Regions from separate parts of the Mus musculus genome. Here region 1 is linked to region 2. A link is a loop called in an ENCODE intact Hi-C map of the cell type or tissue named here. Cell type or tissue: gastrocnemius. All regions are shown on one strand.

Region 1 (5,000 bases), 160 kb after region 2:
TTGAGTCTTTCTTACCAGAACTCTGCAGCTTGCTAGATGTTGCAGAGCTCAGCACATTCTGTGATCCCTGGTTAGTAGTCAAAGGTCTTAGGGGACATGATAGTACAGTATTACAGCTCAGTGCGATAACAACTCCCTGGGAAAAAGCTGAATCACTAGTGAGGGTCTAAAGAGTATAAAGACATGAGAGCTACTTAAAGAGCTGGGATGTAACTTAGTAATAGCGCTTACCTTACACGCACACAGCCCTGCTTTGTTCCCTAGCATCACAGAAAAGTGGTTTTCTATAAGTGAGTAGGTAACTAGATGGAGACAGACGGAGATAAGGAAGAGAAGAAAAGAATGTCCTAAGGAGGGAAACCACAGGGTCCATAGATGTGTATATGTGTGTGCCTGGGAAGCTGGGCGCTTGAAAGGCATAAAGGAAGAATAGTAGAGGGTATAGCTGGAGTAAAGCCGGGTTAAGAAGACATTTATGGGCATGAAACTTGATGACCTTCCACACATAATGCTGCATAGAACCCTAGCATCGGGGACAGGGCGGGGGTGGGGTGGGGGGTGGGGGGTGGGGCATAGGCAAGAAGATCAACACAAGTTCAAGGCCAGACTGCTCTACATAGCAAGTTCCAAGCCAGCTGGGGTTACACAGCAAGACCCCACTTCAAAAAACACAGCCAAACAAACAAAAATGAAAGGGGATGAATGTTATTCGTCAGTCTACCTCAAGTCACTGTAGAGTTTTAAGGCAGGTACTGACATGAGCAGTGTTTTATGAAGATCAATATGGAAATTGGGAAGGAAAGAATGCAGTGGAGAATGGAGCAGCAGGAGTTGACAGTTACAAAAGGCCACATGTTGAATGGTTCCATTGATCTAAAATGTCTAGAATAGGCAGATCACTAAGAAGGTAAATAGGTGGTGGTTGGGGGAGTTGATAGTTTCTTTCAGGGGTGGTGAAAATGGTCTAAACTAAGATACGAATGTTGGTCTAATAATACACATAAGCTGGGTGGGGTTTATAGCAGCATTTAGAGGCAGTGACATGTTGCACAGATGTAAATTGGAAGTTGCTGATGGGGTCTAGATAGGAAAAAAACAAGGGAAAGCCATTGGGATCAAGCAGTAAATCAAAGGTACAGAGAGCAGGTGCCCGATGGAGCCACTTACGCTGGCCACACCCGAGATCTGTCGCTTGGCTAATGGTGGTTTCATCATCCTGTGAAATTAGAAACTCAGTAAATCCAAGGAAGACAGACTGTTTGTCTTTGCCACATTTGTGTATGGTACCTGTAAAACAGCCAAGTTGAGCTTGGAGCTCGTGGGTGGGTAGAAGCACTGTGGGACTTGAGCATTCAGGCTGCCAGGGAACTGCGAGGAAGGGACCAGGTTGGTAAGAAACATCTGGGAATAGAGTGCTCCTAGGGATATCAGGAACTAGTGGAGTGACTGAGTAAGAGGCCATCGGTGGCCACACAGATGAGTAAATGGGAATATAGGGAACCACATCCAAAGGACGGAAAAGGAGAGCCAGAAAGGGAGTGGAGGATTGATCATGACAAGTTGTGTGAGCAGTCTCATAAAAGGTGAAGTCTGGGAGCAGGAAAATACGTGGCACGGGTGTGCATTACAGATAAAGTACCTTCCCTTAGTCAGCTATAGTAATGCCTTGTACACGTTTAAGTAGTTACATTAGCAACACTGTGATGACCTAGATGATGAACGGAGTGTTCCACATGCACCATCTCCAGTCCTTGCCTGGCCCTTCAAGGAAGGCATAGTTCTTTGCTTCCACTTACAGATATGAACACTTGGGAACAGGGTCTGCCTTGCTGTGGGTCCAAGCAGACAGTCATGGGCCAGCATCTGTTACACAGCTAGAAGGAGGTGGAGACAGCGGCTGCCATCTGCCTCCTCCCACCAGTACTGGGAGTGAGATCCAGGCCTCGTTCATATTTATGTACTCTTATTAAATGTAGAGCCAAGTTGGGCACAGTGAAGCAGGCCTCAAATTCCAGCACTCGGGAGGCAGATGCAGGCAGATCTCCAAGTTCAGGGCTGGCTTGGTCTATGTAGTAAATTCTAGGACAACCAGGGCTATGTAGAGAGACCCTGTCTCAAAAGGGAGGGGTTTTGAAACAGCTCCATGAGTACAGCTATGGGCCTCAAACCTGATGGCCTGAGACTGATGCCCAGAATTTAGGGAAAGGAAGAAGGAAGAGCAGTACTCGACTAAGTTGTCCCTGGTCTCCACATGTGCTCTGTGGCACATACTACCCCCAACCCTACACACCCTGGGCAAGGCAGCTCACACCTGGATCCAGTACTCATGGGGCAGGGTTGCCAGCCATGCCAGGCCAGCCTGGCCTTCAGATTGAGACTCTGTCTCAAATAGTATGGAAGTCTTTATTTTACGACAGTCTTTCCACTCTTTATAATACTTCATTGTAGATAGACTTAACTAGCATTTTGCTGATCAGTTAGGTTTGTTTTCTAATGTCGAGATGCCCTCTTCTGGACATCTGTTGCACTGAAGACTTTCAGCTTTCATTTTGTAAAAATAATTCTGAATACTTCCTATGCTCTTAGACATTAGCCCAGGTAGAGTGGCACAAACAGGACAGACAGGGTCCCTGGGTTCTTAGCACAGCTCATAGCTGGGAAAAGTTAGGTGGTTTTAGACCTAGCAAAGGAGACTGGAATGGAGGAAGGTGGGAAGATGGGAAAGGGCAGTTATCCATGTCTTCAGAACCAAGATTGGAGATTTTACCTTACTGGAGAATGTTGGTATAGTTTTCAGTAATTTAGGGTTGGTAGCTAATTGGCCCACAACTGTCACACAAACATGTCCTGGTCTGCCTTGAACTTGTCTTGCGGTCTGGAAGGTGAGGAAGAAGCCAGCCATCTTGGAAATTTGCCACCTTTATTACCTACATATGGTCCCTCTCCTGCCTACTGAGGTGTTTGTCAAACTCCTAGTCCTCATATGGACAACATGTCCATATGTGTGGACTCAAGTGCCCTGGACTCTTGTGCTCATCCTGCGTGGGGTACAGAATGGGCTGAGGGTAGGAGGGCTCATGTTCATGTCCGGCTTCGTGTGTAAACTCTCTCTTCCTTTGAAAATGACAGTGTTGCTTAAGCTGTTTTTCATTTACTTATCACCAACATTTTACATGAGGGTATGGAGTTTACCAAATGTTTAGATAGAATCCAAGTACTTAACTCTGCCCAGACTGAATCAGAGGCCCTGCAGTCTCATTTCGGCTGGCACTGCTTTGTGTGGCCTGTTCTGTGCAGAAAGTCAGCCATGTTCCCTCACTCTCCTCCTGTATAGGAAGCACCTCCACAGCACTGCCGGCCCTCAGCGTCAGGAGCATCAGTCAGTCAGTGCCGGATGAACAGCCCTCGCCGCCTCTCCCGTGGCCACAGCCTGGTTTGGTTTGCAGCCTCCTGGCCAGAGGCTGTGACTGTCTGGAAACATTGTGTTAAGTAAGGGTGTTAAGGGCAGCAACTGAATCTGACTTGGTCAGATCAGTGATGGATCTGCCTGGAAGGATGCTTATGCTCGCTCAGGTGGAGCTTAGCTTCCCATGGAGCCCAGGGTCTGAGGAGAATAGGTCAGTGTTGTCTCTCCACAATGCTGTGCTTAGGAGAAGAAAAAAAAAGCTTGTGTAATGAAAAACTCATTTGTCTTCCAAACCAGGTTCCGGTATTGACAGATCAATATTTGTTCTGCATATTTGATATTTATTTGCAAATGATAAGGAAGTACTGATCCTCCTGTGTGGACCATTTATCAAACCTTGACATGTGCTTCCTGTGACCAGGAATCTCTGCACAAAAAGGACAAATATTTATTCCTCACAGCAGTTACATTCTGACCAGCTTGGACATAAACTCTACAGGGAACTAGCATTTTCCTCCCTTATCTCCTTAGTTACTGCCGAGGCAAAACACGGCTCTCAACTCAAAAAGAGTAATGTATTCTGGAGCTAAACATGAGTGACCGTGGTTCCAGAACATAGACTAGGTTAGTCCAAATTCCATGCTTCTAAGTGGGGATGTTTGGTGAGGTGTTTACCGCAGCGGAGCATTCTTAAAGCATGCCACTTTTCAGACGTGTTAGAAACATCAGGCAGGTAGATTAAAGCCAAGGGAGGAAATGGAAGCTCCAGGCCTCACGCCCTATCTCAGGGCATTCACAGCCACTTGGTCGGTGGCATTGGTACACTGAAGACAGTCACAAAGATATTAGCTCACACATAGAGGAGGGCAGGAAATGTCTACAAAAGAGCTAACAGTGGCTCTGGACTTGTAACATTCTAACTCCAACATTGTTGAAGTCCTAATAAGTTAGTTGGCCTTGGGCATTTCTGGTGGGGGGTGATGGGGAGTCAACTTCTTCCTGAGAACTTTCCTTCAATACAAATAAGGTAAAAGGGGGATGGAGAGATGGCTTAGAGGTTAAAAGTACTGACTACTCTTCCAGAGGTCCTGAGTTCAGCTCCCAGCAACCATGTGGTGTCTCACAACCATCTGTGATGAGGTCTGATGCACTCTTCTGGTGTGTCTGAAGACAGCAACGTGGACAGTGTACTCATATACATAAATAAATAAATCTTAAAAACAAAAGACTTAAAAACACACAAACAAGGTAAAAGGAACTAGGCATTGCTCTGAAGTGCTCAAGGAAGTGCTGTCTGTGTGAAGAACCTTGGAGTTCAATCCTCAAAGGAATACAAATTTATTTTATTAAATTAATCTTATCCTTTTTCATTCTGTATGTATATTTTCTCTGCATGTATACCTGTGCAGCACAAACATGCCTGGTGCCTGCAGAGGCCAGAGAGAGCATCAGATTCCCTGAAACTGGAGTTACAGATGTTTGTGAACTTCCATGTGGGCCCCAGGAATAGAACCCAGGTCTTCTGGAAGTGCAGCTAGTGCTCTTAACCACTGAGCCATCTCTCAGTTCCAAGTTAATAAGTCTTACAGTAGGC
Region 2 (5,000 bases):
TGTTAACCAAGTAGATACACTTTCCAAAAAATAGTGTTTCTATTCCTGCTCTGGGTCTCCTTGCTTTCTCTTGTCCTAGGTTGATGTGTGTCCTCACCTATTAGAGACAGGTCTTACTGTGTGCTCAACCAGGGTAGTCCTCACATAGTGTGCTAGCCTCCTTTGTCTCCATGGTGACTGCATTCCAAGAGTTTCCAAAAAGGCCTTTGGCTCTCACACATCCAGGTACGGGACTTTCTAAGCTGTTTTCTGGACTGGCTGCTAGGGTTTTGGTTCAGGGTAACTAAAAACTGCTTTTGATCCTCTCAAAGGTCGATTCTTAGCATTGTAAAGCCAAACCTTACTTCCTTCAAGTAGTCTGGTTGTATCTGAAAATATGACCTCCCTGCCAGGTCTTGGTAACATAATCACCATTGTTAGTTGTATTGTTTCCAAGCTTCACGAGCTATAGATAGCTTAGCAAATACACTTTCTTAAATGTGCCTGTTTGGTCAGGGTCCAGGGTTCCTAGCCATAATCAGTAAAGTGAACAATAATTTTTATTGTCTCATCGTTGCTAGAACTATAATTTTAAAATATAAATAAATATATATATAATATACATATATTATATAGACATAAATTTAAAATATAATGTTTTATAAATATAAATTCAAACATATCATATATTATATATTTTATAATTTATATATTTATAAATAAATATTTTATAAATATATACATTTTATATATAATGTATAATAAAATTTAAAGTTACAGAAGCTTCCAGCTAGGATGGCAGACTGGAATGTGTCTCTGTGAGACCCACTGAATATGAGCCACAATAAAAAAGGAAAAATGAGCGGGGCTGTGTTGAATTGTGCCTTTAATTACATCCGTTGGGAGGCAAAAGCCTAGAACTCAGAGTTTTTGCCAAACTATCTATATAGCTCATGGAAGCTTGGGAAAGATACAGTTAGCAATGGTGAGTATGTTACCCAGACCTGGCAGGGAGGTCATATTTTCAGATACTTGAAGGATCTAAGGATTAGCGGAGTTCTAGGCCATCCTGGTCTGCAGAGCCAGTTCCAGGACTGTCTGGAAAAATTAAAAACAAAACAAATAAATAAACAAACAAAAAGCAAAACCGAACAAAACTAAGGTGGATACTGGAAAGATGGCTTGATTGTTAAGATCACTGGCTGTCTTCTAGAGTCCCCGGGGTTCAATGCCCAGCATACAACTAATTCTAGTTCCTGGAGATCCGGTGCCCTTTCTGGCTCCCCACGGGCAAAACGCTCACTCACTTGAAGTAAAAATAAATAAATCTAAAAGGATGGGAGAGCAAGCTTCAGAAATCCTTGAAGGTATTGATAGGATACCTGAAAGAGCTGAGAAAAAGATGCATGCTGTATGGAAAAGAAGGCAAGTCTTAGTCCCGCAGTACGTAGCCCTAAATGGGTTACATCTGAAACGTAAGCCGGGTGGCCCTGGTTAAGAGACTAGCTACCCTACCCTCACGACGAGTGCACAGCCTCACAAAGCCTCATATCCAGCTGAAGACTGTAATAAACACAGAGGCACAGAACAGCAGCGGAGAAGCATCCTTTGTATCACTTTGTATGGCTTACAAGGATTGGGAAATGTACCGACTGGAGAGAGAGCCACTGTTTGAAACGGAGCTACCTTGTGTGCCTGAGAACAAGAAACAAGTAAAGCCAGTTTATTCTGCCGCAGCTATGGGACTAGAACCTGTCTAGGGAGCAGGCAGAAGGGGCTGGAGCTCGGACTGGTTGATAAGTGGGTGTGGCAGGAGGTTGAACTCAGGCGGTCAAGCTCCAGGAAAAGGGCCCCCCACCCTCAGTAACTGAGCAGGCTTCACCTGCTGAGACCAACCCGGAGCTGGAGCTTGAGCGTCCTGAGCCGGAGGAGGTCAGCTGGTAGATAACTCTGAAGCCACTATCTGAGGAGAGCCTGGAAACTGAAGGCCCAGAGGTCTGTCTGTCTGTCTGTCTGTGCGGACCCCAGCTGCATCCCTCCAGCAGGGTGGTGAACATACAAGTGGTCTGAAAGATGGAAGTCAAGTACAGAGCACAGTACAGCCTTTACATCCCACACCCACAATGCCCTCGGGAGACACCTCCAGCTACCACAATAGCCACCAGGGGGTGTACACTGGAGTATTTCTCTACAGAGAAAAACTTGCCCAGCCCACAGACTGCAAAGCTAAGTATGGCCAGTAGAGGTCCCCTGTACCCAGAAAGTGACGGCTCTGGTGGCCATGGGTACTGAATACAGGCTCAACGCCAACCTAAACCACACGAAAGGCAAGAACCCTCAAGTCCAAATGACCTTCCCATCCAAGCGTATAAAGAGTAGCTTCTAGTTTTTGAAAACTTTTAGAAAACCCTTCAACTGTTGAACTCCAAGATGGAGTGACAGATGAAGACTTCAAAAGTTCATAAGGAGGGCTAGAGAGATGGCTCAGTGCTAAAGACCACTGACTGCTCTTCCAGAGGTCCTGAGTTCAATTCCCAGCAATCACATGGTGACTCACAACCATCTGTAATGGGATCTGATGACCTCTTCTGGTGTGTCTAAAGACAGCTACAGTGCACTCTTATACATAAAATAAATAAGTCTGTCTGTCTGTCTTTCTTTCCCAATTTTTTATTAGATATTTACTTCATTTACATTTCAAATGCTATCCTGAAAGTCCCCTATACCCCCCCACCCCCCCACCCACTCCCACTCCCACTTCTTGGTCCTGGTGTTTCCCCTGTACTGATCCCCTGTACTGAGGCATATAAAGTTTGCAACACCAAGGGGCCTCTCTTCCCAATGATAGCCGACTACATATGCAGCTAGAGACACAAGCTCTGGGGGTACTGGTTAGTTCATATTGTTGTTCCACCTATAGGGTTGCAGACCCCTTCAGCTCCTTAGGTACTTTCTTAGCTCCTCCACTGGGGGCCCTGTGTTCCATCCAATAGCTGACTGTGAGCATCCACTTCTGTGTTTGCCAGGCACTGGCGTAGCCTCACAAGAGACAGCGATATCAGGGTCCTTTCAGCAAAATCTTGCTGGTGTATGCAAAAGTGTCTGTGTTTGGCGGCTGATTATGGGATGGATCCCCGGGTGGGGCACTCTCTGGATCATCCATCCTTTTGTCTCAGCTCCAAACTTTGTCTCTGTAACTCCTTCTATGGGTGTTTTGTTCCCAATTCTAAGAAGAGGCAAAGTGTCCACACTTTGGTCTTTGTTCTTTTTGAGTTTCATGTGTTTTGCAAATTGTATCTTGGGTATTCTAAGTTTCTGGATTAATATCCACTAATCAGTGAGTACATCTCATGTGAGTTCTTTTGTGATTGGGTTACCTCACTTAGGATGATGCCCTCCAGGTCTATCCATTTGCCTTGGAATTTCATAAATTCATTGTTTTTAAGAGCTGAGTAGTACTCCATTGTATAAATGTACCACATTTTCTGTATTCATTCCTCTGTTGAGGGAAATCTGGGTTCTTTCCAACTTCTGGCTATTATAAATAAGGCTGCTATGAACATAGTGGAGCATGTGTTCTTATTACCTGTTGAAACATCTTCTGGATATATGGCCAGGAGAGGTATTGTGGGATCCTCCAGTAGTACTATGTCCAATTTTCTGAGGAACTGCCAGACTGATCTCCAGAGTGGTTGTACAAGCTTGCAATCACACCAACAATGGAGGAGTGTTCCCCTTTCTCCACATCCTTGCCAGCATCTGCTGTCATATGAATTTTTGATCTTAGCCACTCTGACTGGTGTGAGGTGGAATCTCAGGATTGTTTTGATTTGCATTTCCCTGATGATTAAGGATGTTGAACATTTTTTCAGGTGCTTCTCAGCCATTCGATATTCCTCAGTTGGGAATTCTTTGTTTAGCTCTGTGCCCTATTTTTTAATGGGGTTATTTGGTTTTCTGGAGCCCATCTTGAGTTCTTTATATATATATTGGATATTAGTCCCCTATCTGATTTAGGATAGGTAAAGATCCTTTCCCAATCTGTTGGTGGCCTTTTTGTCTTATAGACAGTGTCTTTTGCCTTACAGAAGCTGTGCAATTTTATGAGGTCCCAATGTCAATTCTCGATCTTGCAGCACAAGCCTTTGCTGTTCTATTCAGAAATTTTTCCCCTGTGCCCATATCTTCGAAGCTTTTCCCCACTTCTCTTCTGTAAGTTTCAGTGTCTCTGGTTTTATGTGGAGTTCCTTGATCCACTTAGACTTGACCTTAGTACAAGGAGATAAGAATGGATCAATTCGCATTCTTCTACATGATAACCACCAGTTCTGCCAGCACTATTTGTTGAAAATGCTGTCTTTTTTCCACTGGATGGTTTTAGCTCCCTTGTCAAAGATCAAGTGACCATAGGTGTGTGGGTGTAGGGAGCGGGTGTGGCGGTAGTCCCAAGATGGCGCTCGAGACTGCAGCCAAGTCTTATGACTTGCACCTGACTTCCTCATACACCGGAAAATAATCCACGTCCATCGTGAGAGCTGCGAAGGCGCACCATGACAAAAGATCAGGCCATTTGACGAAGGCTAATGAACTGAGATTACGCGGACTGGGCTGATGGGGCGTGGTTGAGGGGTTGTATAAGGGATTGCGATTGGGGGCTAGGAGAGATTCCTGCTTGCATGTTAAAAGGTTCCTGAATAAACTGCTTTGAGAAGAACCCTGTGTAGTCGCTCTTTTCTGCTGGTTCGGAGACAGAAGCGACATGTGGGTTCATTTCTGGGTCTTCAATTCTATTCCATTCGTCTACCTGTCTGTCGCTATAGCAGTACCATGTAGTTTTTAATCACAATTGCTCTGTAGTACAGCTTTAGGTCAGGCAAGGTGATTCCACCAGAGATTCTTTTATCATTGAGAAGAGTTTTTACTATCCTAGGTTGTTTGTTATTCCAGATAAATTTGCAAATTGCCCTTTCTAATTCGTTGAAGAATTGAGTTGGAATTTTGAAGGGGATTGCATTGAATCT

Evidence for each region. Peaks named below come from ENCODE experiments on the same cell type or tissue, not always from the same donor. Only the 100,000 strongest peaks of a DNase experiment are listed, where the experiment ranks them.
Region 1: a loop joins it to region 2, with 12 times the contacts of the local background. A loop is called at or near these places in 34 of 42 quality-filtered maps.

What each region holds. Positions count from the first base shown.
Region 1 is chr10:40,050,985-40,055,984 of GRCm38, reverse strand. All of the region lies in intron 4 of Slc16a10 (solute carrier family 16 (monocarboxylic acid transporters), member 10), which reads left to right. Among named protein-coding and RNA genes, the nearest start is that of Mfsd4b1, 28 kb to the right of the region's middle. In gastrocnemius, a CTCF peak has its summit at 2,515 (motif pointing left); DNase peaks (open chromatin) are centred at 1,974 and 2,335; H3K27ac peaks cover 2,271 bases.
Region 2 is chr10:40,209,815-40,214,814 of GRCm38, reverse strand. No RefSeq gene overlaps it. Among named protein-coding and RNA genes, the nearest start is that of Rpf2, 35 kb to the left of the region's middle. In gastrocnemius, no CTCF peak of the experiment used is centred here; DNase peaks (open chromatin) are centred at 1,880 and 2,198.